2 separate regions of the Homo sapiens genome follow, and region 2 is linked to region 1. A link is an interaction called in ENCODE POLR2A ChIA-PET data of the cell type or tissue named here. Cell type or tissue: PC-3. All regions are shown on one strand. Each heading gives the region's core, and the rest is flanking DNA. Links, peaks and the distances in the headings are about the cores only.

The links. ChIA-PET counts read pairs that join two places held together with the same protein. Peaks named below come from ENCODE experiments on the same cell type or tissue, not always from the same donor. Only the 100,000 strongest peaks of a DNase experiment are listed, where the experiment ranks them.
Region 2: POLR2A ChIA-PET joins it to region 1 with 5 read pairs; 2 of 35 experiments call an interaction of 5 or more read pairs at or near these places.

What each region holds. Positions count from the first base shown.
Region 1 is chrX:136,931,067-136,946,387 of GRCh38, forward strand. No RefSeq gene overlaps it. Among named protein-coding and RNA genes, the nearest start is that of RBMX, 58 kb to the left of the region's middle. RefSeq lists enhancers at 4,482-4,581, 4,662-4,811. In PC-3, for the core only: no CTCF peak of the experiment used is centred there; no DNase peak of the experiment used is centred there.
Region 2 is chrX:137,551,942-137,567,262 of GRCh38, forward strand. ZIC3 (Zic family zinc finger 3) reads left to right here and starts at 14,186. Exons shown (of 3, transcript NM_003413.4): 1 at 14,186-15,321. The coding sequence starts at 14,751. It overlaps LINC02931 (long intergenic non-protein coding RNA 2931), which reads right to left and starts at 12,543. Exons shown (of 3, transcript NR_186571.1): 1 at 12,390-12,543; 2 at 9,103-9,256; 3 at 4,250-4,363. RefSeq lists an enhancer at 14,587-15,172. In PC-3, for the core only: no CTCF peak of the experiment used is centred there; no DNase peak of the experiment used is centred there; H3K4me3 peaks cover 1,034 bases; H3K27me3 peaks cover 1,945 bases.

The sequences.
Region 1 (15,321 bases), core at 4,188-12,187:
CTAACAGAACAGAAAGTTTTGCAATGCTTTTTCATACAATGTCTGGAATTTACAGATAACACAAGTAGTTTAGGTCAGGGATTGTTATTATTATTACTTTTTTAACTTCTAGGGCCGCGGTGGTGGTGCCAAGGTTGTCTGGCTGTTTATCTTTTGTTTCTTTCCAACTTTTTGCTTTCTCTCTTTTCTCCTGTTTTGTGAACTAGGCAAGGTGGGGGGAGGAGGGCAGCAGGAATAGTAGTGGTCTCCTTCCTTATCCCCCTCTTTGAGAATTTCACTAATTAGTGGAGTTCTCACTTTTATTTTTACTTTGAGTCTCTTTGCGAGACAGAGTGATAGTGTTTTATGTAATACACTTGTGCTGAAGTTTTTTGACAAACCATGGTAGCTACAAAACCTTTTATCATTTGAAGGAGCAAGCGTAATACACAGGGGAGCAGCAAGCAAGTTTCTATTACTAGTAATACACTTACAATGAGGGTTTTAAATTCGCTTACAGCTAGAAACTATTTTCTAAATATAGACCTAGGATCAAACCTGTGTTAAACCTGTACAGGCAAATGTACCAACTTTGTCATGTCCTAAGCAGGTTAGTTCTTTTACTGGGTTTTAAAAGCTTTTTCGTAGCGAGTAACACAGTATTTCTTAATAATGGAAGTTTTTAAGAGCCAGATGCTTGAAATTGTGGCGTCTGTTTGGGGAAAGAGTTAGTTAAAGTAAAGTTATCTTGAGGCATTAACTCTTTTGCTTCTCAAGGCCATTGGTCTCTTATGTTAGCCTTTTTATAAACATAACATGAGGAAACGTCTAGGCTGCCGGCAATGTTTTCAGCCAGCTGAGCAAATAGGTGTTTTTTTTTTTTTTTTTTTTTTTTTTTTGCTAAAGGAGGATGCTCTGGTAAACTTCTGGTTTATATGTTGAAAGAATGACTTAAAGACTCGGAATTGTTGCTGGGTGGGATGGGCCTGGGTTTCCTGACTAAGTAGTATGTGTACAGTGGGGATACCTTATATAGGTGTTTCTTCTAGCATGGTTATGGGGGGTAACAACAACAAAACAATGTACAGCATATTCATATCCAGCAAAGACAAAAGAGGTCCTTACCTGGGAAAAAGGTTGAATACAGAGACAGAACAATAGGAAAACAGGTAGTATTACAGGAAAACTACTAGTCTTAAGATTTTTAACTACATCACTTGGCTTGGTAAGTCCTTAAGCTTTGGCTGTGAGTAGACTAGTCAGCTGCCAGTGTGACTAGAGCAGGGCTTGTTTCAAGCTTCAGCCATGCATAGACTGGTCAGCCTCTGGAGTGACCAGAGCAGGGCTATCGTCCTCAGCAGCAGCTTGGTCTCATCTCAGGATCAGCCGGGTTGGATGATCTGTGTCCTGCTGGCTGGTCTGCTTGTCCTGAGCTGCCAGTGTTAGCTGACTGGGATGGATCTGAGACACAACACCTGCAACTTCTAACAGCAGTAGGAGTAGACAAGATTACAGTATAGGGCCCATCCTATATGGGTCCTAGAAAAATTAGATTTTACTTTTTTACTTTAAACAGAGTCACTAGATTTAAAGCGGTGTCAGGCTTATAGGCATTTGTATGTATTTAATTATGAACACTTTGTATGGCTATTTCTAAAAACTGCATTTGCTTTCTTAAGGTTAATTCCTTTAGTTCCTGGAGGTCACCTCTAATTTGACCTGTAATTTGGGGGTGGCTGACCGAACAAAATCTTACAGAACAAATACCTAGTTTGTTTGGTGGGGGTGCACCTGACTCGGAGGAGGACCATAGGCAAAAACCTGATTTTATCTTAAATGTATTTCCTGGCAATATTTTTTCAGTAGCTGCTCAAGTGTCCAGTTCATGCATTCCACCTTATCTTGAACTTTGCGGCCAATAGGCTGTGTGTAACTTCCATTTTAACAGTCTTGTTAAATCTTGCACTAGTTCAGCTACAAATGCTGGCCTATTGTCTGACTTTAAAGTTAGAGGCAGTCTAAACCTGGGGATAATGTCTTTTAAACAGTACTTTAGTTACTTTTTGTACTTTTTCTGTCCTGGTGGGGAAAACTTTAACTTACCCTGAAAAGGTGCAAACAAGCACTAGCATGTACCGATAGCCTCCAGCATGGGTCAGTTCTGTAAAGTCTATAAGCAAGTTTTCACAAGGTATGGCTCTTTCTCCTGTTTAAGTTTCTTGGAGGGGTTCTTTTTCTTCCCCCCCTTTATAACTCTATCTAGTGGCTTAGCCATCAGTGAGAAATTGGAGTCCAAATACGGCAGAATCCTGCTGCTTTTAACTTCTAATGTGACCATGGGCTCCTGGGAGCCTAAAGAGAAGGTGCCTAGTCTGCCCTAGTCTTTACATTCTTCAGCTCCTGCCAGCCTGATCAGATCAGTATTTGGTTCCTCCAAGGTGCGGCAGCCCTTGGCCGATGGCCTCTTTGTCTTGCCGCCTTGGCCATTTCCTTTATTGCCTTCTGAACATTCACCCTTCTAGTGTCCTTTCTTTTTGCATCTCGTACATTAATCCCTCTCTAGCCTTGTCCGGCTCTTGAATCCTTGCCTAACGTGACTTCTTCCACGTCTATGTCCGCATCCACGTCCTCTCACATTGCTAATCTCTCTTTTTATAAGAGCTGTTGCTAACAGATTGGCTTTTTTAAGTCTTTAATTTATTTATTTTTTTCCTTCCTGAGTTCTCCTGCTCCTACGGCCAGCTGGCAGGGCCAGGCAACAGCACGGGCCCTGCCCCCGCGCACTGCTGTCTGTCTCTCTTGTTTACTTCTGATTCTCTTTTTCACACTTAGTCTTAGTCTTTCTTTTTCTTTTGGTCTTTTCCCGGCGCCAGTCCCTGGCTCCTTCTTTTTTTAGATAGAGCCAGGCTGGGGAGAGGGACTTAATCCTTGGCGTGCCTAGCTGCTTCGATTGTTGCTTTTGCTCTTTCCCTTTTTGTTCCTTGGTCCCAGTTAACATACACCTTGGTGGCCACTTTTATAGACTGGGTGGTATTCATGCCTGCAGCTTCTGCTTGATGTTATTCTGGGCTTGCTTTACAAATGAGGTATTCACTATATACTGATTTTTCAGCAGCCTCAGGGTTAAATGGGGTGTAAAGCCAGAATGCTTTATAGAGTCTCTTATAAAACTGACTTAGGCTCTTGTCAGCTCCTTGAAGCACTTCTGAAATCTTTTTTATATTAATTGCTTTTTTTCTACCAACTGTTTGCCTCTGCAGAAGTGCTTCTCAGTATCTCTGCAAACGCTGAAGCTGAGTTGCATTCTCTGGGTCTTTTTCCTATTTTTCCTAGAGTTTAACAGGCCCTTTTCTTTATTTAATTATCCATGCACTTGGAGGGTTAAACAGGCATACCGAGAGTCAGTGTAAATGTTTACAGTCTTACCTTCACTGAGTTCTAAGGCCTGAATTAAAGGAATGAGCTCAGCTTAGCGACAATGTCCAGGGTTATCACCATGTATCCTGCACATCTGTCTCCTTGTGGGTTGATGAAGCTGTTCCCATCCACGTATAGCTCCCAGCCTACTGATGCCCAAGGCTGGTCCTGGAGGTCAGGTCTGCTAGAGTAAACTTGAGTCCAACACCTCTACACAGTTATGCTCGACAGGGCTCTAGTTGCCAGGAGCAAGGTGGCGGGTTCAGGGTGTTTCCAGTTTAGTAGATCAATGGTTGAAAAGGGCTGATAGATGAAAGTCTGTTGTCCCCCCGGATGTGGGCCTGGTCATTATAAATAGACAGGTCCTCACCTCTCCCTGAGAGGCATTTGCATAGCTCGAGCAAGACCAGATCTGAGATGGCCCACTTGACTATCTTGACTTCCTTCCTTGGCCTCTCGAGGTTCCGATTCTCCCCTTCGAGGTGAGACCTGGGGTGTGTTAGCTCCTGAATCTGGTTTCTGAGGGGGCTGTTGGCCTCGGTAAAGGGGGGTAGGCTAGGACATATGGAGAAAGAATTTCTGTTTATCTCTGGCGGCTTCTGCAAAACTGGCTTCTCTTGCTGTTTCTGGGACTCCCTTTTTAACTCTGTGTCTGCTGGCGAAGCTGCTCTTACTTTTACTTTTGGCTTTTTTGCAATAAGCTGTTAAACAGGGCTAAATTTATGCCAGTTTTGTCTATATTATATTTAACCATGAGTCAATATAAAGGAATTGCTACAGGTACACTGGCTGTCCTCCGACCCCTGTCACCACCTTAAATACATGGCCAATTGTTCCCTGTCTGTAGTTCCTTTGGTGGGCCATCCAACACCAAAAGAGGGCAATTCTAATTCACCCAGAGTTCTTAACCTCTGGGGGGTTAACTTAACTCTATAATCCCCTGCAAAACCTTTCTTAAGGTTTTGTAACATGCATTTTAATAGAGTAAGTTTTGATGATTACTTTCCTTTTATTTTTCTTTTCTTGGAATTTTTTTTAACACAGTTTCTAGCAGAGTGGGCTTACTTTGTGTCTGACCTATTTTTCTCTCGAGACAAAACAACATTCACACTACAAGAAGGAAAGGGTAAAAGGTCACTCACTCGTCTATTTCACACTAAATCAAAATCAAAACTAAAACCAAAGTGTCGTTAAAGGCACCTCTGTTCGTCAAGCAATTTAAGCCAAGTCAAAATCAGAACCAAAACCAAAGTGCCAATAAAGGCATGCCTGTTTATCAAGCAATTCAAGTCAAGTCAAAATCAAAACTAAAACCAAATTATCAAGCAATGCAAGTCAAGTCAAAAACAAAACCCAAAGTGCCGGTACAGGCACGCCGTGGGTGATCATGCCATGCTTCCACTCAAATGGAGTGGGCAAGTTCCAAAGACCAGTCTTACCAAGTTTCAGATGTCCAGACTTAAAGTGCCAGTTCCTTCCCAGTGTTCAGCCACTGCATTGGTCCTTCATGTGGGCTTGCCATGCACCGCTCTGATGAGGCGTTGTACCGGGGCAAATGCCTGCCTGGGAGCGCTCATCAGGATCTACATTGCTCAAGCTGGCCGGAGTCCCCCACAGGGATGCTCTACAGGGCAGGCATAAGCTGCCTAAGGGGCTGTGTCGACCGTCCATTAATCACCTCGCTTCCCGGTCAGGGAACCAAGAAATGTAGCAGGACAAGCTGCAGACAAAACTCCTCAGACATCAGATTAAAGAAGGAAGAGGTTTATTCAGCCAGGAGCATCAGCAGACTTGTGTCTTAAGAGCCAAGCTCCCTGAAAAAGAAATTCTTGGCCTTTTTAAAGGCTTACAACTCTTAAGAGGTCCACATGAAAAGGTCATGATAAATTGAGCAAGTGTGGGGAACGTGACTGGGGGATACATGCATCAGCTAACAGAACAGAAAGTTTTGCAATACTTTTTCATACAATGTCTGGAATTTACAGATAACACAAGTAGTTTAGGTCAGGGGTTGATGTTGTTATTATTACTTTTTTAACTCCTAGGGCCGGGTAGTGGTGCCAAGGTTGTCTGGCTATTTATCTTACTTTTGTTTCTTTCCAACTTTTTGCTTTGTCTTTTCTCCTGTCTTGTGAACTAGGCAAGGTAGGGGGAGGAGGGCAGCAGGAGTAGTAGTGGTCTCCTTCCTTAGAATGACCCAGACAGAGTTCTTAATTTTGTGATGTACTGGGGAACACAATTTACTAGGGGATATAAATGTGTAAATACACCAACTACAATTTGATGTAAGTGACAATAGAGATATGAGCTGAGTGCTGTGAGAACACAGTACAGAATTCTCTTTAGTAATTTAGCAGGTTAGAAGTAGAGGCTGTCGCGTGTGATGAGTCTGGAGAGATAGGTGGGATCCAGATACTGAAGGACCTTTACCTATTACATTGAGTACTTAGTTTATGCCGAGCAGTGGTTGATATACTTTGCCTGAGTTGATTTAATCCTCACAGCATCCTGTGGGTACTGTTACCATCTTTACATTACAGGTACAGAAACTGATACACTAAGAGGTTACAACATGGCAAAGATCACACAAGCTAGTACAGAACATATCTGAGCTTTGAATATAGGTAGTTTTATTTTTTTCTTGTTTTTTTTTTTTTGAGACCTAGTCTCACTCTTGTCACCCAGGCTGGAGTGCAGTGGCATGATCTCACTCACTGCAACCTCTGCCTCCCGGGTTCAAGCAATTCTTCTGCCTCAGCCTCCCGAGTAGCTAGGATTACAGGCATGTGCCACCATGCTTGGCTTATTATTTTGTATTTTTAGTAGAGATAGGGTTTCACAATATTGGCCAGGCTTGTCTCAAACTCCTGACCTTGTGATCCGCCCGCCTCAGCCTCCTAACATGCTGGGATTATGGGCGTGAGCCACCACACCTGGCTTTTTTTTTAAAAATTGAGACGGAGTCTTGCTCTGTCACCCAGGTTGGAGTGCAGTGGCGCGATCTCGGCTCACTGCAACCTCTGCTTCCTAGGTTTAAGCAATTCTCCTGTCTCAGCCTTCTGAGTAGCTGGGATTACAGGTGCATGCCACCACGCCCGACTACTTTTTATATTTTTATTGGAGAGAAGGTTTTGCCATGTTGGCCAGGCTGGTCTCAAACTCCTGACCTCGTGTGATCTGCCCCCCTCGGCCTCCCAAAGTGCTGGGATTACAGCTGTGAGCCACTGCCCAGCCGAATATATGTAGGTTGACTATGGATCTACATCCCTAACCACTATGCTGTGCTTTTTCTCTCTAGTAGTATGGATATACTTTCTTACTAGCGTATGCAAATCTACTAGCTGTATTTTATTTCTCTGTGTGGTTTTACTATAATTTATTTAACTGGATTGATAGAGATTGTTGGTTGTTTCTAGTTTTTAGCAGTTACACATAGTGCTTTAGTGAGGAGTATTTACTTCCCACCTCAAGCTGATTGGGGCACACTCTCACATGATCACTCTTCCCTTCTTCATCATTACTGTATTAAATGATCTCCAAAATTCCTTCAGGGCCATCACCCTAAATTCTGAGATTTGCAGAGCCATAATTCTTAATCTCAAGAGCTGTATATATTGTAGATTACTTAATGTGGTAATTGTCAAGGCTCGTTTGTACTTTTTTTTTTTTTTTGAGATGGAGTCGTCTTTTGTTGCCCAGGCTGGAGGGCAGTGGCACGATCTCGGCTCACTGAAACCTCCGCCTCCTGGGTTCAAGAAATTCTCCAGCTTCAGCCTCCCGAGTAGCTGGGACTACAGGCACGTGCCACTGCGCCCAGCTCATTTTTATATTTTTAGTAGAGAAGGGGTTTCACCATGTTGGCCAGACTGGTCTTGAACGCCTGACCTCAAGTGATCTGCCCACCTCGGTCTCCCAAAGTGCTGGGATTACAGGCATGAGCCACTGCACCCAGCGAATTTTCGTATTATTATTATTATTTTTATTTTTTAGTAGAGACAGTGTTTTGCTGGTCTCGAACTCCTCGGTCTCCCAAAGTGCTGGGATTACAGGCATGAGCCACCGCACTCAGCTGTACTCATTTTCTAAGGATTGAAGGCCTGGGTGACATATTAGTTAACATGTATTGAAGGTTTCCTATACCAAGCATTCTACTAAGTACTTTACATGCATTATTCTAATTGTCTCAGCAATCCTGTGAGCAATTATATATATTGTCCCTCTTCTTAAAATGAAGAAACTGCTGGGCGCGGTGGCTCACGCCTGTAATCCTGGCACTTTGGGAGGCCGAGACGGGCAGATCACGAGGTGAGGAGATCAAGACCATCCTGGCTAACGCGGTGAAACCCCGTCTCTACTAAAAATACAAAAAATTAGCTGGGCGTGGTGGCAGGTGCCTGTAGTCCCAGCTACTCGGGAGGCTGAGGCAGGAGAATGGTGTGAACCCAGGAGGCGGAGCTTGCAGTGAGCTGAGATCACGCCACTGCACTCCAGCCTGGGAGACAGCGAGACTCTGTCTCAAAAAAATAAAAATAAATAAAAAAATAAAAATAAAAATAAATAAATGAAGAAACTGAGACTTGATGTGTCTATGGTCATATAGCTAGTAAATAGCTCACTGATTGCAAAGCATATATATATATATATATATATACACACACACACACACACACACACACACACACACACAGAGAGAGAGAGAGAGAGAGAGAGAGAGAGAGAGAGAGAGAGAGAGAGAGAGAGTGAGACAGTCTCACTGTGTCACCCAGGCTGGAGTGCAGTGTGGCATGATCACAGCTCACCGCAGCCTCTATCTCCTGGCTCTAAGCAATCCTCCTACCTCATCCCCCCAAGTAGCTGGGGCTACAGGTGTGCATCACCACACCTGGCTAATTTTTAATTTTTTTGTGGAGATGGGGTCTCGCTGTGTTGCCCAGGCTGGTCTTGGACTCCTGGGCTCAAGCAGTTCTCCCTCCTCAGCTTCCCAAAGTGTTGGAATTACAGACATAAGCCACTGCGTCCAGCCAATGCTTGTATTTTTAACCCTGGTATTAATTATTTTGCTAGGGCTGCCAGAACAAAATACCACAAACTGGGTGGCTTAAACAATGGGAATTTAAGGCCGGGCACGGTGGCTCACACCTGTAATTTCAGCACTATGGGAGGCCGAGGCGGGCGGATCACGAGGTCAGGAGTTCAAGACCAGCCTGGCCAATATGGTGAAACCCCGTCTCTACTGAAAATACAAAAAATAGCTGGGTGTGGTGGCACGCGCCCGTAGTTCTAGCTACTTGGGAGCCTGAGGCAGAAGAATCGCTTGAACCCGGGAGGCAGAGGTTGCAGTGAGCCGAGATCACGCCGCTGCACTCCAGTCTGGGCGACAGAGCGAGACTCCGTCTCAAAAGACAAACAAAAAACAAAACAACAAAAAACAATGGGAATTTGTCACTTTGCAGTTCTGGAGGCTAGAAGTCTGAAACCAAGGTGTTGGCAGGGTTGATTCCTTCTGAGAGCTCTGAGGGAGACTGTTCAATGCCTCCTTCTAGCTTCTGGTGATGGCCAGCAATCCTTGGTGTTCCTCAGCTTGCAGCTGCATCATTCCAAACTCTGCCTCTGTTGTCATGTAGGCACTGTATGTCTCTTATTTTCTTTTCTTTTTTTTTTTTTAGATAGAGTTTCATTCTTTTGCCCAGGCTGGAGTGAAGTGGTGTGATCTCGGCTCACTGCAACCTCCGTACCCCAGGTTCAAGTGATTCTCCTGCCTCAGCCTCCTGAGTAGCTGGGATTATAGGTGCCCGATACCACACCTGGCTAATTATTGTATTTTTAGTAGAGACGAGGTTTTACCATGTTGGCCAGGCTGGTGTCGAACTCCTTACCTCAAGTGATCCACCCGCCTTGGCCTTTCAAAGTGCTAGGATTAAAGATGTAAGCCACCACACCCGGCCTTATGTCTCTATTTTCACATGGTCTTTTTCTCTTCTTAGAAAGGCAACAACGATATTGGATTAGGACCAACCCTAACAGCTTCATCTTAACACGATTGTATCTACAAATACCCTATTTCCAAATAAGGTCACATTCATAGGTACTGGAAATTAAACCTTCAACATCTCTTTAGGGGACACAATACAATCCGTAACAACTCTTACTGCAAAACTGTCCTCAAATCCCCATGGAAAAATAGTTGTTGACTCTTCTTTAACCACTCCCACCGAAAAAGAACAGCCGAAGAGTTCTTTTGAACTGGAGCAAAGTTTTTTTTTTTTTTAGACGGAGTTTTGCTCTTGTTGCCCAGGCTGGAGTGTAACAGTGTGATCTTGGCTCACCGCAACCTCTGCCTCCCAGGTTCAAGCGATTCTGTCTCAGCCTCCCAAGTAGCTAGGATTACAAGCATGTGCCAACACGCCCGGCTAATTTTTGTATTTTTGGTAGAGACAGGGTTTCGTCATATTGGTCAGGCTGGTCTCGAACTCCTGACCTCAGGTGATCCACCCGCCTCGGCCTTCCAAAGTTATTGGATTACAGGTGTAAGCCACCGCGCCTGGCCTGGAGGAATAGTTCTTGAAGTGTGTTCTGAGATCAGCAGCATTGATATCACCTGACATACAGAATCTCAGGCCTCATTTAGGATCTAATGAATCAATCTGCATTGTAGCAAGACCCCTGAGTGATTTGTATGAACTTTGATTTTTTTTGTTTTTCAACGTATTACTATCTTTATTATGGTATAGAGTAGTATTTTATACATAGCTCATTTTATAGCAAAAACATTTATGTACAACTGTAGAGAAACCACTACACAGATAGCTCCAATTTAAATTAGAAAACATTTTGCCGGGCGTGGTGGCTCACACCTGTAATCCCAGCACTTTGGGAGTCCGAGGCGGGCGGATCACCTGAGGTCAGGAGTTTGAGACCAGCCTGGCCAACATGATGAAACCCCGTCTCTACTAAAAATAAAAAAATCAGCTGGGCATGGTGGCCGTGCGCCTGTAGTCCTAGCTACTCGGGAGGCTGAGGCAGGATTCATGCCAATCGCTTGAACGTGGGAGGCAGAGGTTGCAGTGAGCTGAGATTAAGCCACTGCACTCCAGCTTGTGCAACAGAGTGAGACTCTGTCTCAAAAAAAAAAAATTAAAAAAAAATTGCAGCTTATTTATCTCTACAAGGTGTTGCCAACGAGAAATAAAAGAGGAATTAAAAGGTTTAGGGCATATTTATAAATAACAGGAGTAAACATAGCTTCTAAGAGATGCCAGGAAATGCCTTACCAATGTCAAGGACAATCACTCATGCTTTTTTATGTCACTTCTGATATTTGGAAACAGAATTAAGGTGATGGACTGTGAGGTCTGACTCAGGCTGCTTGCTCATATTTGAATGGATTTGGTTAAAAAGGTAGTAAACAAAGTGTGATCATACAGGAAGCTAATCTCACCAGCTATGTGAAAATCAAGCTTAATGCTTTGTAGTCACATCTCATATTCTCATACTCAGAGGAAAAAAGCCAAGAAAATAATCTTCTACAGTTGTATTTATTCTACACTGCCTACAGAAATAGTTTATGTGTACATACAATCAAACTTTTATCTAATCGCTGTAAAGGTCATTTATATAGGCCCCCCGAGGGCAAGGACTGTGTTATAATTTATCTTTTTCAGAATTAAACAAGCTGCCCAAGGCCATGGAAGTGAGTTAGACCTAGCTGTTTGCTAGGTCTACAGTCTTGTGTTTTATTTTAGGCACTGTGGCTGGCTAATAATTTCCCTGACTTTTACCATAGTTAATCATCTCTTTTTCTTTTCTTTCTTTTTTTTTAAGAGACAGGGTCTCACTCTGTCACCTAGGATGGAGTGCAGTGGTGCCATCATAGGTCACTGTAGCCTTGAACTCCTGGGCTCAAGTGATCCTCCCACCTCAGCCTCCTGAGTAGCAGGGACTACAGGCATGCACCACCATGTCTGGCTGTATTTTTATTTTTATTTGTAGAGATGGGGTCTCGCTATGTTGCCCTGGCTGGTCTTGAACTCCTGGCCTCAACTGATCTTTCCACCTCGGCCTCCCAAAGTGCGGGGATTACAAGTGTGAGCCGCTACACCCGACGTCTTATTCTTAAAATACTTGCTTCATTTGAGTTTTAGGTTACCAAGCTTTCCTGGTTTCCTGTCTCACTGGTCACTTCTTACTGGTCACTTCTTAATCTCCTCCTCATTTTTGTAAACTCCTAATGTGGGAGAGCCCTCAGACTCAACTCAGTCTTTGAACTTTTTATCTTCTTTAGTTATACTCATACTTTGGTAGTCTTACCTGTCTCATGGTGTTACCATGATGACTGTTAGATCTCTAGACTTGTATATTTATCTGTCTATTTGACATGTCTGCTTGTTTTTTTTTGTTTGTTTGTTTGTCTTTTTTTTTTTTTAGACAGAGTCTTGCTCTGTTGACCAGGCTGGAGTGCAGTGGCGTGATCTCTGCTCATTGCAGCTTCTGCCTCCTGGGCTCAAGTAATTCTCCTGCCTCAGGCCCAAGCGATTCTCCTACCTCAACCTCCTGAGTAGCTAGGATTACAGGTGCGCACCACCATACCTGGCTAATTTTTGTATTCTTAGTAGAGACGGGGTTTCAGCATGTTGGCCAGGCTGGTTCTGAACTCCTGACCTCAAATGATCTGCCCGCCTTGGCCTCTCAAAGTGTTGGGACTACAGGCATGAGCCACAGCGCTTGGCTAGGACATGACCACTTGGATGTGCTTCCCCTGTTGTTTTTCCCATCTCAGTAAGTGGCAACTCCATCTTTGCAGTTGCTCAGGCCACAAATCATGGCATCACCCTTAATTCCTCTTTTTCACTCTTCACTCATACCCCCTATTCAGTCCAATCCTTTGACAGACCATGTGGCTCTCTCCCTTTGAAATATTTCAGAATCCACCACTTCTCAACTCCTCTACCACTATCATCTGGTCCAAGATATCATTTTACCTCACTTGGACTATTGCAAAAACCTAGCCAGTCTCCCTGCTGCTACCCTTATTTTCTAGGGGTCTGTTCTCAATACAGTATTCAGAGCATTTCTTTGGAAATGTCAGCTCTTTTCAATCCTCTGCTTAGAATCTTCCATTGACTTCTCATCTTACTTAGAGTAAAAGCCAAAGTTCTGAAACTGGCCTATAAAGCCTTGTGCAGCCCATATATAAGGCCAGAGGTTTATAATAAAATAGTGCTTCTACTTCGGTGAGAGCTCTTAACATGATCTTTGCTGCATAGTCTTTCTCATATCAAATGAAGATTTTTCTGTACTGGGTTCGTACTTACACAGTAAACCTTAATGTGGATTATCACGCAGTAATTTAATTGTTCTCTTTAGTGTTACATTTTGATCTGTAGCCTTAAGAATCATTTTTTTTCATGGTTATAAAGCTAAAGAGAATTAAAAACAAACAATAAAAAACAAAAAAATCATAACTTTAAAAATTTATAGTTGTTTTAAAATGTGTTCTGGGCCGGGCACTGTGGCTCATGCCCATAATCCCAGGACTTTGGGAGGCTGAGGTGGGCGGATCACCTGAGGTCAGGAGTTCCAGACCAGCCTGGCCAACATGGTGAAGCCCTATCTCTACTAAAAATACAAAAATTAGTCAGGCGTGGTGGTGGATGCCTGTAATCCCAGCTACTCGGGAGGCTGAGGCATGGGAATCGCTTGAACCTGGGAGGTGGAAGTTGCAGTGAGCCGAGATCACGCCACTGCACTCCAGCCTGGGTGAAAGAGTGAGACTCCATCTCAAAATAAGAGACTCTGTCTTAAAATAAAATAAAACAATAAAATAAAAAGTTTTTCAGCTTTAAATAGAATTTATTCATTCTAGAAACACTTAAAAGGGCATATTATGTACCAGGCACTAGGGTTACAAAAATGAATAGAAAGAGATGCACATCAGTAATTTTTCCCAACTGTGAGTGAATGGTTTTATTATGCATACACATGTATAGACAATTCCATAAAGATTACCTATTATTCATTACACAGAAGCCAAGGGATAAATTGTATGCTGAGTAAGTAAATCAAAAGGGAAGCATCACTGTTTCTCCTTTTTATTTTTCTCCTATTTTTCCTTTATTCCTCTTTACATTTTGAGTAGTAAGTCTCCACATCCCTGACCAGGCATTTGCTAGCTGCATCACTCCTCTCTGATTTCAAACTTCTCTAGTTTGTTTCCATCTTCTATTTTTAAAGTTTTTTTCAGACAAAAAGGTCATGTAGATTATATTTTTGGTATCTTTCATTTCTAAGCATGCTGCTTTATACACAGTAGGCCCTCAAATCTTTGAGTGCTTATAAATATGATTTTTGCTTCATCTAATTCTCTAGACATGCAGTTAAGATTACAGGATGGGTTACTTAGTATATTGAAAAAGAATGATATGAAATATGAAAAACAAAGCCATTTAAAAGATATTCATGACACTCTAGTGCTTTACTTGCCCCTGGACCAGATGTTTGTGTTCATGGGTCAGTGACTCTTAGCTCCGGACTGTATTAGTGGTGCTTCACCAAAGGACTGATTTCAGGCTATTCTTTTAATAGGGAAAACCCTTTATGACTATGTAGATCTATGTATTTCCATTTTTAGTCTTTTTTAGACTGTGTATCATATATATATATTTGTATACGTGTGTGTGTGTGTGTGTGTGTGTGTGTGTATATATATATATATATTTATTTTTTTTTTGAGATGGAGTCTCACTCTGTTGCCCAGGCTGGAGTGCAATGGCATGATCTCAGCTCAGTGCAACTCTGCCTTCCGGGTTCAAATGATTATCCTGCCTCAGCTTCCCAAGTAGCTGGGATTACAGGCACCTGCCCCCATGCCTGGCTAATTTTTGTATTTTTTTTTTTAGTAGAGATGGGGTTTCACCATGCTGGCCAGGCTGGTCTCAAACTCCTGACTTTAGAGGATCCGCCCGTCTCGGCCTCCCAAAGTGCTGGGATTACAGGCGTGAGCCGCTGTGCCCAGCTGGATATCATATTTTTGATCCAGGTTTTGTTACACTCAGTTTCATCTAAGGCTTATTTTTTATAGCTTCAGATATTCTTTCCTGAGACCAAACCCTAATTACTGTATTTGGGGCTAGGTCTCAAATCTCGAAAATTTACAAATTGTGCTTGGTTTGTGTCATTTCTGTAGATGGCCTGACAGCCATTATAAAATGATTCTTCCTAATCTCATTCTGAAAGCAATTCCACATTAGGAATACCTCGCTTTTGTCCCTATGTATCACCTTTAGTGGTTATCTCCATTTTATAAATGAGGCTACTGAAGCCCAGCAAGCTCAAGTAATTTTCTCAGGTTCACAGCTAGCAGGTGGTGCAAGTGATATTCAAAACCATGTCTGTCTGGCCCCCAAACTCAGTTTTTCTACTATACCATTCTGGCTTTCTTTCTTAAGGGTCTATTATATTTTCTGCCTCAGAGTCACTGTAAAGAAAATGAGAACCATTTATGTTAGAAATGTGTGTGTGTGCCTTGAATCATCTAGCTAGAGGTCAGGATTACTTGATCCTACATCCTGTAGTTTACCCAAAGTACGATTGGTGAAAACAGGCAATTTACTAGTCCAATAAGTATAGTCCAGTCTTCTAATCTTTGGATGAAATACAGAAGTGTAATCTGAGGAAAGGAATGAAATGCACTCTGAAGGGGCCGGGCATTGTGGCTCGTACCTGTAATCCCAGCACTTTGGGAGGCAGAGACGGGCGGATCACCTGAGGTCAGGCGTTCGAGACCAGCCTGACCAACATGGTGAAACCCCATCTCTACTTAACATACAATAATTAGCCAGGCATGGTGGCAAGTGCCTGTAGTCCCAGCTACTTGGGAGGTTGAGGCAGGAGAATCGCTTCAACCTGGGAGACAGAGGTTGCAGTGAG
Region 2 (15,321 bases), core at 6,293-14,292, 620 kb after region 1:
CCTGGAGTGCAGTGGTGCGATCTGCGCTCACTGCAACCTCTGCCTCCCGGGTTCAAGCGATTCTCCTGCCTCAGCCTCCCAAGTAGCTGGGATTAGAGGCATGCGCCACCATGCCCAGCTAATTTTTTTGTATTTTTAGTTGACATGGGGTTTCACCATGTTGGCCAGGCTGGTCTCGAACTCCTGACCTCGTGATCTGCCTGCCTCGGCCTCCCAAAGTCCTGGGATTATAGGCGTGAGCCACCATGCCTGACCTAATTTTTTTTTAACATTTTTGTTTAAACATTGAGATTTGTGTAAATGTTTGAAATTATGCTCCTCAGGGTAATGGACTCCATTTTATTTATTTATTTATTTATTTATTTATTTATTTATTTAGTGTTTTGGAGACAGGGACTCTCTTTATTGCCCAGGCTGGAGTGCAGTGGTGAGATCTCAGCTCACTGCAACCTCTGCCTCCCAGGTTCAAGCAGTTCTCCTGCTTCAGCCACCAAAGTAGCTGGGATTACAAGTGTGTGCCACTACATCTGGCTAATTTTTGTATTTTTAGGTGAGATGGAGTTGCATCATTTTGTCCAGGCTGGTCTTGAACTCCTGACTTCAAGTGAACAGATTCCATTTTACTTTATTTTTTATTTTTATTTTCATTTTTGAGATGGAGCCTCACTCTGTCGCCCAGGCTGGAGTGCAGTGGCATGATTTCGGCTCACTGCAACCTCTGTCTCCTGGTTTCAAGCAATTCTCCTGCCTCAGCCTCCCGAGTAGCTGGCATTTCAGGAGCACACCACCATACACAGCTAATTTTTTATATATTTTTGGTAGAGGCAGGGTTTCACCTTGTTGGCCAGGCTTGTCTCGAACTCCTGACCACAAGTGATCTGCACGCCTTGGCCTTCCAAAGTGCTGGGATTACAGGCGTGAGCCACCATGCTCAGCCAGACTCCATTTTAAATCATATACACCCTCCCCATGTAATAGCAATAGCACACATAAGCAGCACATGATTATAACTGGATGGACCTTTTAAAACAACTGCAAAGATCACTTGATAATAATCAAAATAATTCATTTAATATGTAGTTTCTATGAATCACAAAAGTCAATATTACAGGGCATATGCACAATATAGGCTCTCCATTGTATTATCCTTGGAGGGACCTTTTTCTTTACATTATTTGTGATGTACACATATATTATAAAAGCAATCAGCAAAAATTAAGTGACATGTGTGATGGCAAAGTAATGCCAAGCCAACTCCCAGAGCAGTTTGCCTCCCAATTCATTTGAACATTACATTCAGAATAATGACTTAAACCCACCATGGCCACAGAATGAAACCATAGCTCAAGAAGTAAAGCTCGTATACGGCACTGAGCTACAGAGTGCTTTTCCATAGCTAGCCTTCTGTGTGTGTGTGTGTGTGTGTGTGTGTGTGTGTGTGTGTGTGTGTGTGTGTGTGTTGTGGGGGAGTTATGGAATTGTGAAGTTAAAAATAATAATAATGAGCCTCAAATTTTTACCATGTAATTTTAAAGTCTGTTTTAATGAGGAATATAAGGAATATTAAATGGACTTTCTGATCTTAAAGACTATATGTTGCAGCAGGAAAGGACACAAATAGAATATAAAAGAAGGCACTCCCCAAGATAATGATTCCAGTTTATTTCTTTTTTCCTCATGAAAACATGGACTTTTTTTTTTTTTTTTTTTTTTTTGAGACAGAGTCTCGCTCTGTTGCCCTGGCTGGAGTGCAGTGGTGGCACAATCATGGCTCACTGCAACCTTCACCTCCTGGGTTCAAGAGATTCTTGTGCCTCAGCCTCCCGAGTAGCTGGGATTACAGGCATGTGCCACCATACCCGACTAATTTTTGTTGTTGTTGTTTTTTGTTTTGCTGTTTTTTTTTGAGATGGAGTTTCGCTTTTATTGCCCAGGCTGGAGTGCAATAGTGCGATCTTCACTCACTGCAACCTCCACCTCCCAGGTTCAAGCGATTCTCCTACCTCAGCCTCCCAAGTAGCTGGGATTACAGGCTTGTGCCACCACGCCCAGCTAATTTTGTATTTTTAGTAGAGATGGGGTTTCACTATGTTGGTCAGGCTAGTCTCGAACTCCTGACCTCAGGTGATCCACCCACCTCGACCTCCCAAAGTGCTGAGATTACAGGTGTGAGCCACCACACCTGGGCTAATTTTGTATTGTTTTAGTAGAGATGGGGTTTCATCATGTTGGCCAGGCTGGTCTTGAACTCCTGGCCTAAAGTGATCCACCCACCTCAGCCTCTCAAAGTGCTGGGATTATAGGCATGAGCCACCACACCCAGCGGACTCTTTTTATAATAGTTCCATTTGGGTATTTGTTCCAGCAAACCCCAGTAACACATCTGAGTAGGAAAAGGCATAACCAAGAGAGGCATGTGTGAATAAAAAGAAAGAAGCTCTAGGGCCAGGCACAGTGGCTCACGCTTGTAATCCTAGCATTTTGGGAGGCTGAGGTGGGTGGATCGCTTGAGCCCAGGAGTTTGAGACCAACCTGGACAACATGGCAAAACTCTGTCTCTACAAAAAATACAAAAATTAGCCGGGCATGGTGGTGGTGCCTGTAGTCTCCAGCTACTTGGGAGGCTGAGGCAGGAAGATCACCTGAGCCCAGAAGGTCGAGGCTGCAGTGTGCCATGATTGCACCACTACATTCCAAATGAGTGACAGAGACCCTAAGAAAGAAAAAGAAAGAAAGAAAGAAAGAAAGAAAGAAAGAAAGAAAGAAAGAAAGAGAGAAAGAAAGGCTGGGTTCAGTGGCTTACGCCTGTAATCCTAGCACTTTGGAAGGCCCAGGAGGGTGGATCACGAGGTCAGGAGATCGAGACTATCCTGGCTAACACGGTGAAATCCTGTCTCTACTAAAAATACAAAAAATTAGCCGGGCGTGGTAGCACATGCCTGTAGTCCCAGCTGCTTGGGAGGCTGAAGCAGGAGAATCGCTTGAACCTGGGAGGCAGAGGTTGCAGTGAGCCGAGATTGCACCACTGCCTGGGCAACAGAGCAAGACTCTGTCGAAAAGAAAGTAAGGAAAGAAAGAAAGAAAGAAAGAGAGAGAGAGAGAAAGAAAGAAAGAAAAAGGAAGAAAGAAAGAAAGGAAGGAGGAGAGAGAAAGAGGGAGGGAGGAAGGAAGGAAGGGAGAGAGAGAGAGAAAAAGAAAGAAAGAAAGAAAGAAAAGAAAAGGAAAAGAAAGAAAGAAAGAAAACCTCTGACAGTTACCCTAAAGTTTCAGATAATCCACATAGGATTATGAAATATTCCTTCTAAAACTGCTACAATGTTTTGCTAGCCCAGGTGCAAGACTGAATCTTGACATCATTTCCTGGTATCTTCCCCCACAGTACCCCCAGGATGTCTTACATGTAGCATGCAAGCTATAAACATTTTGAAGGGGCAGGTGTGGTGGCCTGTACCTAAAATTCTAGCACTTAGGGAGGCCAAGGTGGGGATTGCTGGAGCCCAGGAATTCGAGACCAGCCTGGGCAACATAGGGAGATACTGTCTCCATGAAAAATTAAAAAAAAAAAAAATAGCCAGGCGCAGTGGCATGCACCTGTGATCCCAGCTACTTGGGTGGTAGGAGGCAGGAGGATTGCTTGAGCCCGGTAGGTCAAGGCTGCAGTGAGATGTGATCATGCCACTGAACTCCAGCCTGGGTGAGAGAATGAGAACCCTGTCTCTAAAAATAAAATGAAATAATTTGAAGAGTGAAGCAGCTAATGTATTGCTTGTGTGAATAAAAAGTTTTTCCACGGGGGAAAAAAGGGTTCAGTTTCAAGTCACTCTGCAACTTGCTTGCTCCCATCTGTCCCTGCCTTCCACAACTTGGAGCTGTCCTCAAAGCCTGAACCAAACTGCATGATACCTGGACAGTTCTGGTTTTTGCAATCATCTAGAAATTGAGAGGCATAAGGTTCCCCTCACCAGTTCTTGGGATTCCACCTAGGGTGGGGGGAGAAACAGCAAAGGAAATATCACTGGGGAACAATTCTTAATGAGATGGCATGCTCCGAATCTCCACTCCCCTTCTTTCTTCTAGAAGGAGGTCAGGAGTGGATCTGTTGAAAACGGGGAGAAGTAGAATTAGAACAGCCCTTTTCATCAAGTAGCTCCATCCCTCACTGTCTTACAGGGGGAAATTTCGTTCTGCAACAGCAAAAGTGTAGCCCTTTAGTTGAAATAAAATAAATGGTTCCAGGTCCATAAGCATATCATTTCTTTACCAGACCTTTATTTCTTCCACCTCAGATCAGGGCAAGGGTCATTTCTAAAAGCAGGATGAATAACGTAGAAGTTGAAGGCGGGATTTTTCTTCATGGAAACATCTGGTAGGCAAAATAAATAGATAGAGATAGCAGTCTGGAGTGGGAACCCCAAGTTTATTCTTAGAGCACTTCTAGTTGAAGCATTTCTCAGACCTTAGTGGTATTACCAGGGCCAAGAATGTAAGCCTGGGAAGGCTGCAGGGTGGGAGCAAAGAGGCTCTAGATATTGACTAACTTTAACACAGTGGCTCCCTCATTAGAATCACCCGGGGAGTTTCAAAAATAGGCCACGGCACCCTTCCCTAGACCAAGTGAGTCAGAAGCTCTGGGGTTGGTCTGACCATCTGAATATTTCAAAGATTCCCAGCAAACTCCAATGTGGAGCTAGAGTTTCTGGTTCTACTCAATTGCTTCTGGAGCAGAGGGCAGGCAACCTCTCCCCCCTCTCAAATTGAGGGAGGGGATGTGAAATTTAATAGCAGAAACTAAATATTGCAATATAAGTCTCTAATTGAGAATCACAAAAACAAGATATCATGTGGGAGCTAGAGCTTTTAAGTGTGTGTATTAAGAAAATGGGTCCCCTTCTGCCAGGCACAGTGGCTCACGCCTGTAATCCCAGCACGCTGGGAGGCCAAGGCAGGCAGATCACCTGAGGTCAGGAGTTTGAGACCAGCCTGGCAAACGTGGTGAAACCCCGTCTCTACTAAAAATACAAAAAAAATAAAAAATAAAAAATAGCCAGGTGTGGTGGCAGACGCCTGTAATCCCAGCTACTCCGGAGGCTAAGGCAGGAGAATCACTTGAACCTGGGAGGCGGAGGTTGCAGTGAGTTGAGATAGCACCACTGCATTCCAGCCTGGGTGACAAGAGCAAAACTCCATCCTTAAAACACACACACACACACACACACACAACAAAACAAACAAACAAAATAAAAACAAAGAAAAGAAAAGAAAAGAAAATGGGCCCCCTTCCATACCCAGGGACATATTAGAAACTCAGGAGCTGGGCGCGGTGGCTCACGCCTGTAATCCCAGCACTTTGGGATGCCGAGGCGGGTCGATCACCTGAGGCTAGGAGTTGGAGACCAGCCTGGCCAACACAGTGAAACCTCATCTCTACTAAAAATACAAAAATTAGCTGGGTGTGGTGGTGGGCGCCTATATTCCCAGCAACTTAGGAGGCTGAGGCAGGAGAATCGCTTCAACCCAGGAGGCGGAGGTTGCAGTGAGCCAAGATTGTGCCATTGCGCTCCAGCCTGGGCGACAAGAGCGAAACTCTGTCTCAAAAAAAATAAATAAATAAATAAAAGAAAGAAAGAAAGAAAGAAACTCAGGAAAACAGGCAAGTGTGTACAGATGTGCACTACAACTAGTGGTTATGGGCTACCAAAACTACCCAAAACTTCAGTTTGCTTAAGTAGGCAGTGGAGGCTCCCTTGCCTCCAAACAAACTTAGAGCCTAAAACCACCTTAAAAAGGAGAAAGAGTTAAGAGGTAAGAACTAATGAGCTTTTCTAAAGTGGGAAAGGAGTATTTCAGTGATGGGGAGAGGGGTCTCCTGGAATGTTTTTGAGGCCACTGAGCTGCTGACAGGTTCAGCTTTTGGAACTTGTACTGATAGGAGTGAGGAAAAGGACACTGTAGGCCATGTGTTTTTCCTCTTTCATTTAATAGGTAGATAGATAAGAACTTCCATGGAGGAATGTGTGATGAGGGTGGGGAACAGGGGAAGAGGAGAACGGATGTCTGCTGATAAAACCTGCTTCACTCTGTCCTTGGTCCTCAGGAAAACTTGACCTTTAGCCCTGGATGGCTCGAGAGGGGCCTCTGCACAGCCCAGTGTGGACTGAAGTTTGTGCATCCAGGTTGGGAGGGCAGGGCTAAGCAGAGGGACCACAGACTCTGGCTCTGAGGATTCCACCTGTTTATAGCCCTCAAGGGCCCATAGGGGCATTCTTGCTGAAATCAGGCTCCTCTGTTCTTGAAGACAGACCCATTAAAATGAGAGAAAGAAGGACCAAGGGACGGCAAGGCGAGGAGGATTTTTTAGGCTTGGTGAAACTTGAACCCTAGAGAGCAAAGGGAAGGGGGCCTCAGGCTCACACAACCTGAGCAAAATAGGAAAGAATATGCAAGGCAAACACCCATCTCAGGTCCTGCAGGGGTGGCAGGAGGATCAGGTCAATGAATGGGACTTTGAGGCCTGCAGTGCGTGGGATCTTAAGGTCCCTAGCACGCTAGTACTCAATGTGTGCAGTACTCAATGTCTGCTGTGCTACTCATGGTGAGTAGCACAAGGGGCTTTCCTTCAGGGGCTAGGACAGGAGCAGGCACAATTAGTCACTGTTTGGGAACAGCGCCCCGCTGCCAGTCCTGTGGTAACAATCTAGCCAGGGTAGCTCCTGGGCCTCTTGATGAGAAAGGACAGGCCCGCTGAGCCAGAACAGAAATTTCACCAGGGGCTTTTCTTGGGCCTTCAGGGCCACCCTGTCCCCAAGTTGACTTTCCCACAAATGGAGCTTTTGGAAAACACTTTGGCAAGTGGCACAAAGTCAGGCTACACTTTGGTGAGAGCTCCATTGGGTGTGACAATTTAGCCTGGCTAGACCATACTCCTGAAAGTAGGAGTGCCATATAAGATACATAATGTCCTATAAAATCTGAATTGCCAATAAAGAATATTTTAGTATAAGTATCTCCCAGGCAATAACTGGGACATACTTAAACTAAGAAAAAATCGTTTATTTGAAATTCAAATGTAACTGAGCGTCCTGAGTTTTTGATGTGCTAAATTTGGCAACATTACTTGTGTGAGTGGCTATTTGGGTCTGAAAGAATTGTTTGCCAGTCTGGACCAGGTTCAAAAGGTGAAGTGTAATCTACCAAAGCTGAGTCTGAGGGGCAAGGGTTGAGGATTATGCAGCCTTATAGAGAAATTCCTGATAGGGCCGGAGTGGAAGGAAAGATGAAGGAGAGGGGAGACATACCTAAGGGGATGAGCTAAGGTAGTAGTTAGTAAGCTGGGTTGTTGGGAGCACCCTGGAATCTTTTTTTATTTTAGAGGGAGTCTTGCTCTGTCGCCCAGGCTGGAGTGTAGTGGCGCCATCTCAGCTCACTGCAACCTCCGCCTCCTGGGTTCAAGTGATTCTCCTGCCTCAGCCTCCTGATAGCTGGGATTACAGGTGCCTGCCACCACACCCAGCTAATTTTTGTATTTTGGTAGAGATGCGGTTTCACCATGTTGGCCAGGCTGGTCTTGAACTCCTGACCTCAAGTGATCCACTCACCTAGGCCTCCCAATGTGCTGGGATTACAGGCGTGAGCCACCATGCCTGGCCCACCCTGGAATCTTTATAATAACATATCTTTATAGTTTAAAGGGGAAGAGTGCAGAGAAGGAGCATAAATGTTTTGCCCAAGTCTACCAGCTGATGGCATTTGTCCTGGGAAGAAAGGGAGGGTAGCGTTTCTGGGCAAGAAGAGGAGCTGGGTGAACGCTAGGCCCTCACTGAGGAGGGGCAGTTGAGTTGGGAGGGAGTCCATCTCTCTGTCCCTCCAACCCCCTCAGGCCTAGGGAATTGGGGTCACTTCCCTCAGGCTTCCTGGCCTCACATGCCTGGCTTGGTTTGGAGCTGTCGTTGCCCCTGAGGGCTCAGTCACGCAGAAAGGGTCAATAAACTGTGTATCTCTAGCCAAAGAAGAAAGACAATAAAACCACCCTCAGGGTCAGAGGTCACCTAGTCACTGATTGAGATATTCACAACTCTTTTTCCTCTCTTCTCATCCCTTCTTTCTCCTGAGACTCCTCCTCCCTTGACTACTTTTTCCCTTTCTCCAAAGCCAAAAGTATCCCCAAAAATAACTGAGATGTGGGGCTGGGGGAAAAAAAATCAAGCCATATGCAAAATGAAGCTGGAAATCTAGGAGGGTGATGGTGGATAAAATCTACTGGTCAAGAATACCTAGCCTCTGCTGACACTACAGTCCAACCCCTAGTCCAGGGGTCGGCAAACTTTTTCTGTAAAGGGCCAGATATAAAATATTATTTTAGGGTTTTCAAACCACATTCAGTATCTGTAGCATAAATTCCCCCCCTTTTTTGTCCTTCTTTTTCTACTTCTGCTCTCTAACCCTTTAAAGATGTTTTAAAAATAAAATAAAATAAAACCATTCTTGGCTCCTGGGGCCATACAAATACAACAGGCTATGGGCCAGATTTGGCCTCCAGTTTGCAGACCATAGTCTGCCATTCACGTCCAAACCAGCAGTTAGTCTAATTCACTCCCACTCTATCTTGTTGGTGGGGAAAGAAAAAAGGGAGGAAAGGGAGGCCCTATGCTTTGTTTTAATGTCAAAGCCCTTTCCTCCCACCCCCTCACTAGGAAATAACTAGATGAATAACCACAAACCAAGTGCAAATTGCAACAGGCAATTTGATTTTACAAAATGCAATTCCTAAACTACACAAAGTTCCTTGGGAGTGGAGACAGCATTTTTCCTAGGGATCAGGAATTCTCCCTCTCAGCTTGGGCAAAAGAAAGGCGGCCTCTGCCCCTCAGCGAGGAAGGGAGAAAGAAGATGAAATGGTGGAATAGGCCTGGACTAAGGAAATGTAACTTGGGGACAAAGGGTTGGTGGGGGCTCCAGATCTAGGCACTAAGGATGAGAGTTGCTGCCAGAAGCCATAATGTGGCCCAGAGATATCTTTCCCATCACGTTGGGAGGATTCTTTCTCAAAGCAAAGAAATGAATGAACAAATATCTCAGAATAGTCTAAGGCTTCTCTCCACTTGCCTTGAAGCTAATTTACATTTTAGAACTAGTACAGCATTTAGCAGCTACAAGGAACTTGGGGTCCTGGGTAAATGTGTGCTCCAAAATGTCAGGCAAACTTGGCTCTCCAAATTGATTCTCCTTCCCCCATCTCTTCAGGTGTCTGGGGAAGGACCTGTAAACATAAATCAAATGTGTCACTGTGTATCTCAGCCTCTGCCTGCATCCCCCTCTTCTCTTGCCTGGGCACTCCCCACCTACAAGGTGTTCTGATCTAGAAGGAAGGAAGAAGTCCTCTTTCAATGTGTCTTGCTCTCCTGGCACCTGGAGCCACTGCTAGTGCAGCTGGGGGCTAACACCTAGTCACCCCCAGAGCGGTAAAGGTATTCCATGGCAGCAGAACCTAGCAGGCCACAGCTCGTCATAAGCCTTTCACTCAGATTTGCCTGAGGACCACTGCCTACCACTTGGGTGGGGTGGTTCACTGCATTTTCTATATTTCAGGGACTCCCTTTATAATTCCAAACTGGATTCTGATAGTTCTAGTTCAAGTCCCTGCCTGCCTCCTTCAAGTTCAGCCCTATTTACTTCAGCCTATGTCTCTGAAGTTCAAGTATATATATCTGTCTGCACAGCCCTGATTGACAAGTACAATGAAAATGTCTCATTCCTGTCTGGTTTGCATTTCATTACATTGGGTAACAATATGCCTTGTATTTCAGAGGACAAAGGCAAAAAAAAAAGGGGGGGGGTTAATTAACAATATCTGTTTATTCTCGATTGAATTTTAAAGGTATTTAGGGCTTATAAAATATGTGTCAAATGATAGGACCATAGTGAAAATTCTGATGTGGCCAATAAAATCTGGAGCTGTGTGATTTTACGCTCACCAACCTGCAGACACACTTGGTTGGCAAGTGTGTCAGCATGTCCTGGAGATCGATAGTTCAGCTTGGCCCCTGATGCCAATTAAGTGCTTTATCTTAGCATAAAAATAAAGAGAAGTTAAAAATGCATTCTTTTCCCAGCTTTCTTCCCCCTTCATTTTTTATTGCCACTTGCAGTTTTTCTTTTAAAAAGATCTGGGACTCTGAAGAGAGGGTGGGGATTTATGTAAAGAAAGTGTCATTTACCAGGAAAAAAGGCGAATAATGGTGAGTTTCAAGGACATGTTGCAATGAGAAACACTTTGTGCTCCACTAGGGAGAGACAGGGGCACCAAATTCAGCGTCCTGGAATAATTCCCTTCCTGGATTCAAAGATTCATTTATTGAAATAAATCAGGAAGCCTTGGCAGAACGGAAATCCGCTTGCTGGGTTTAAAGGGCCTTTAAAATGTTGCGAGTGTTAGATTGCAAGTCTTTTCTAAATACAAAACAGAAGAAAAGACCGCAGCGTTTCCCTTGAACTTAAAGAAAATTACTAGGTCACCGAATCAGGATAATTTCATGTCCACCACATAAAATGTGTTTAGAAAGAAATGCTGCATGATAACACAATGTGCTGTGTATGTTCTGTTTTTCGGAGGTTCGACGGAAGAGAAAAGTGCTGTGGAGTTGGGCTCTGGGTTGTAGGAAGAACCCGGTCCTACCCTACTGCCCCTCAGGACGTTCTGTTTCCCTACTGCTTCTTCAAGATGGATTCTAAAAATCGGGCTCAAAAGCTTTGCTGGTTTAGAAGTGATCAGTTTTTCTGATTTTATTTACTGCTTTAGATTTGGGCATAAAAATAAATCTTTTTCCTATTTACCGTTTGAACTCAGTGTGAGGGAAAGGATCCCATTATATTTCCTATCCATACAAACATGTGGATATTTAGACCCGACCACATACAACTTGGGGACACATAAAAGAGATTTATTGGTTAATTTACGTTGCCTACTACACATGTAAACCCTAGTAAGCCAAAGCTGCTGAGGGAGCCTCAGCTATAGAACCACGACCCCTGGGTTCGAGTTGTCCTCCCTGACTAGAGCTGTGACTCCTGTCTCCACCTGAAAAACGAAAACACGAGAGTTGTCTCCATCCCCTCACCTCTGCCTGTGTGTAGGAAAAACTTTTCTCCTCTTAGCTTTCCCTCTTCTGCCACCACTCTGTTCTCAGACTCAGCTCCCCAAAGCGCCCTGTTCCCCGAAGTTGTTCCCAGAGTCTCCTCTTGAAAATCAAGTTTGGGGAGGAGAGAAGCTCTAAGTCATAAGAAAAACTTCGCGATTTTTCCCCCCCAACAGCAGTGATTTGCTTTGTTGGGGGTGGGGACTTTGTTTTCATGTGCAGTAACTAGCTTTATCTGGAGGGATTTTGCTTTCTACCCTCTTTTAAGGGTCAGGGGTCCCCCTCCCCAAATAAGGAAACTCCCACTCAAACCAACTGAAACCGACTTAGAAATGGCCTGCCTCTGACCTGCTGTTCACAAAGCCCCCAGCCTCGTCCTTTTGCGCGCATCTGGGACCCCTGCGTCCCACAGAACAACGACACCCCCTCAGAACCGCACTCTCAGGATGGGCCCGGCTGTCCCGTGAAGGGCTCCATTGCCCGGGATTTTGGCCTGGCTGAATCGCCTCAGGTCTGCCCCCTTAACAAGCATCCACCCCCCCGGCCCCCACCTCCCCACTTCTCGGTTGATGATCTAATTGAATTATGCCTTTTTGTTCCAGGGACTACAGAGCACGTGCTGGAGGCAATTAATTATCGGAATGTGGCCGTATCAAAACGGACACTGGGCACCGGGTAGGTCAGCGGCGGCAACTTCCCCCTGCCTTGAGCTCAAGACCCCTTCCCAAATAGGGGCATGATGAGCTCCCTCGGCTGCCCCCCTTCTGAGCCCTTCACCCAGTTGCAATCGCGCAAGGCCCTCGATTCTCGGGGTACCTGGCGGGACTCCCCGGAAACTCTCGCATCAGCGCTGGCCCGGCCAGAGCTCGACAGCCGCCCCTTCCCGGTCCCCTAGTCTCGAGAACCGCTGTCCGCGGGACCAGCTCAGTGAGGAAATCCAAACTTTTTCAAACCAACTACTTAGCCAAGGGCGGTTGGGGTTGGTGGGAGGTGAAGAGAGGTAGAGGGAAGAGAGGAAATAAAGGAGAAAGTGAAAAGAAAGGTGGGGCGGGGGGGGGGGGGGGAAGAAAGGCAATCCTCCTTTTTTGTAAACCTGACTCCAGGGGATTCATTTGCATGATTTAAGCATATTTGTTCTCTGAACACACCAGCGCCCCCCTACCCCCCCAAAGAAACCCTCTGCTGAGAGGCACTGAAACCATTCTTGGAGAGCCTATGTTCGGCAGACGCAATAATTTAAGTCAGCAGTGAACTCACCTTCCAACCTGGGGAGAGAGCTCTGGATGTGGAGAGAGAATTGGGGCGAGTTTGATGGGAGGGGGTGAATACGGTAAGATGTGCTACCGGTAGGGTGTTCTCCCAGCAAACTGGCTAAGAAAGAAGGTGAAGTGTTGGCTGGGCCAGGCAGACTGGGGAGCAGGAAGTGAAAGGCTGCAGTTATAAAGCGCTGCTTAAGGCGGTCTCTCCTGGCGCCTCTGAACTTGATCAGATGTTCTATTTCCTACAGAGAGATGGCGGCCAGGCTGTGAGGCTGCCTCAAGGCGCAGACTTTGGGGCTTGGCCCAGCTAGGGATGTGACAATCACAGCCATCTTTCTCTCTGCCTTTTCTTTCCACTCTCTTCTGCATTCTTTGCAAATGCCTTGCAGGACACAAAAATGAGTGAATTTATAGCCTTGTCTGAACCTGGTCATTATGTCAGAAAGACCTTGCAACAGACAGAAGGCGAGAGGACTTTCACACACACCCCTGGAAGTAAATCCTTAAGGGGTAAGCAGTCCCTGAGGTCACTACATGCTTTACCTTCTCCGGGTAGGAGTAGAAGAGAGTAAAGCCTTGGCTGTTCAGAGGAAAGAAAATTCCATGTCACAGTCCCCATTCAGCATCAGCAACCCCCAACACGACTTTTGCATTTGAAAATGTTGAGAATTCAAAGCTGATTAGCCTAGTGATTTGGAAACCACCCTGATACTGTGTGTGTCTAGTGTGTTTATTATGTGTTTAGTGTGTTGTGTGCATGTTTTGCGTACACTGGCTAAAAGTGTTCTTTGCATGTTTTGTATTTGTGGGTATGCTCGCTGTTATGTGTATTTGCTCTGTTGTGTTTAGTTGTGTTTCTGTGTTTGCTGTGTTGTGCGTAGTTTATGTTACTGTGTTGTATGTGCTTACTTTGTTGTGTTGTGTGCGTATTTCATATGTCGTGTTTGTTTCCTGTGGTGCGCTTGTGTTTACTGTGTTGTGTGCTTGTTTCCTACTGTGTGCTTGGGTTTACTGCGTTGTATATGTTTGCTGTGTCGTGCCCGGTGTGTAATTCGGGAAGTGGGCAGCGGCGAGTACGGCCGCTGCTCACAAACTAAAGGGTCAACGCTTGGCGCAGACGGAAGTAACGGAGATCAGCTCTAATTGTAATCGTTTCTTCTCCTTTGGGTCTCGGACAGCTGCCGACAGGTTGGGGGCACAAACGGCGAACTATCCCGGCCTGGGTCCCGGCCTCGAGGCCATCAGAACTCGCAGTGATTGGAGGTGGACGCAGCGGCTGGACCGGGAGCGCGAAACTGCTGCGCTCTCCCCAGGATCTGCGCCCTGCAGCTACAGAGGGGACATGTTCTCAAGGTGGTGAGGCAGCGGGGGCCCAAGCAGGACTGGACGTTGAGCGCCGCGTCTCCTCCATCGGCGCAGCAGTGGGACCGATCCTCGCGGGGCAAAGAGCCCGCGAGGGGTGGGGGAAAGCCCGCGAGAGTCCCGGCGGCGTCCCGCCGTTTGCCGGCTGGAGCCTGGCCCCAGTTCCCCGCAGCCACTCAAGCCCGGTGGAGCCCACTCGCGGCCGCCCGGCAGCCGCCGCCTCACCTGCCAGGCACCCGGCGGCTGCCCAATCAGCGGGGGTCGCTCGGCCGCGGCTGCCATGTTCTCCGCTCCGCGCTGCCAATCAGCCTCGCGGCGGCCAATGGGCAGTCCGGCCGGAGGTCAGGTGACCGCGGGCCAGCTGGCTCCCCATTGGCGCGCGCCTCGCGGCCTCCCGCTCGGTTTATGTGCGAGGAGTGAGTGATTGACTTTATCAGTCCAAGGACATTACTCTGGAGGCGAAGAGGCTGGGACTCGCGCGGCGAGCGGCAAGCGGCGAGTAACGAGCCTGCCTACTGCCCGCTGCCCGCCTGCCCGGCCGCTAGCCGGCTCCGCCACTTGGCGCAGCCCAGCCCGGAGGCCGGTACCCAGGGAGCCTCCTGGCCCCGCGGTTCTGTGCACTCGGGGAGAGGAGGGGTGCCCGGGACAGGATTGGCAAACTCCGCCCTCCACTTACTATTTTGCTTATTTTTCTTTGTGCGCGCCTGTTAGTTTGTTAAACCAGATCTAGTCCGAGTCTTTTCTCCTCCCTTCTCCTCCCTCCTCCTCCCCCCGCCAACACCCCCTCCCTGCTCTTTCTTCCCCTCCTCCCTCCTATCCCTCTGCAGGAGACTCTTGCAGTGACGGAAAGTTGCAGCCCCTGGTAGCGCCTTGGGGGTCTCCCCGCAGTGTCCAACCGCCGCCACCCCTTTCCGACTACGGCACTTCGGAGATCTCCTCCTTCGCCGGTACCCTCTCTCACTTCGGCCGGATCGCCTGTGCCCAGAACGTCCCACCCATGACGATGCTCCTGGACGGAGGCCCGCAGTTCCCTGGGCTGGGAGTGGGCAGCTTCGGCGCGCCGCGCCACCACGAGATGCCCAACCGTGAGCCGGCAGGCATGGGGCTGAATCCCTTCGGGGACTCAACCCACGCCGCCGCCGCCGCCGCCGCCGCCGCTGCCTTCAAGCTGAGCCCTGCCGCGGCGCACGATCTATCTTCAGGCCAGAGCTCGGCTTTCACGCCGCAGGGTTCGGGCTACGCCAACGCCCTGGGCCACCATCACCACCACCATCACCATCATCACCACACCAGCCAGGTGCCCAGCTACGGTGGCGCTGCCTCTGCCGCCTTCAACTCAACGCGCGAGTTTCTGTTCCGCCAGCGCAGCTCCGGGCTCAGTGAGGCGGCCTCGGGTGGCGGGCAGCACGGGCTCTTCGCCGGCTCGGCGAGCAGCCTGCATGCTCCAGCTGGCATCCCCGAGCCCCCTAGCTACTTGCTGTTTCCCGGGCTGCATGAGCAGGGCGCTGGGCACCCGTCGCCCACAGGGCACGTGGACAACAACCAGGTCCACCTGGGGCTGCGTGGGG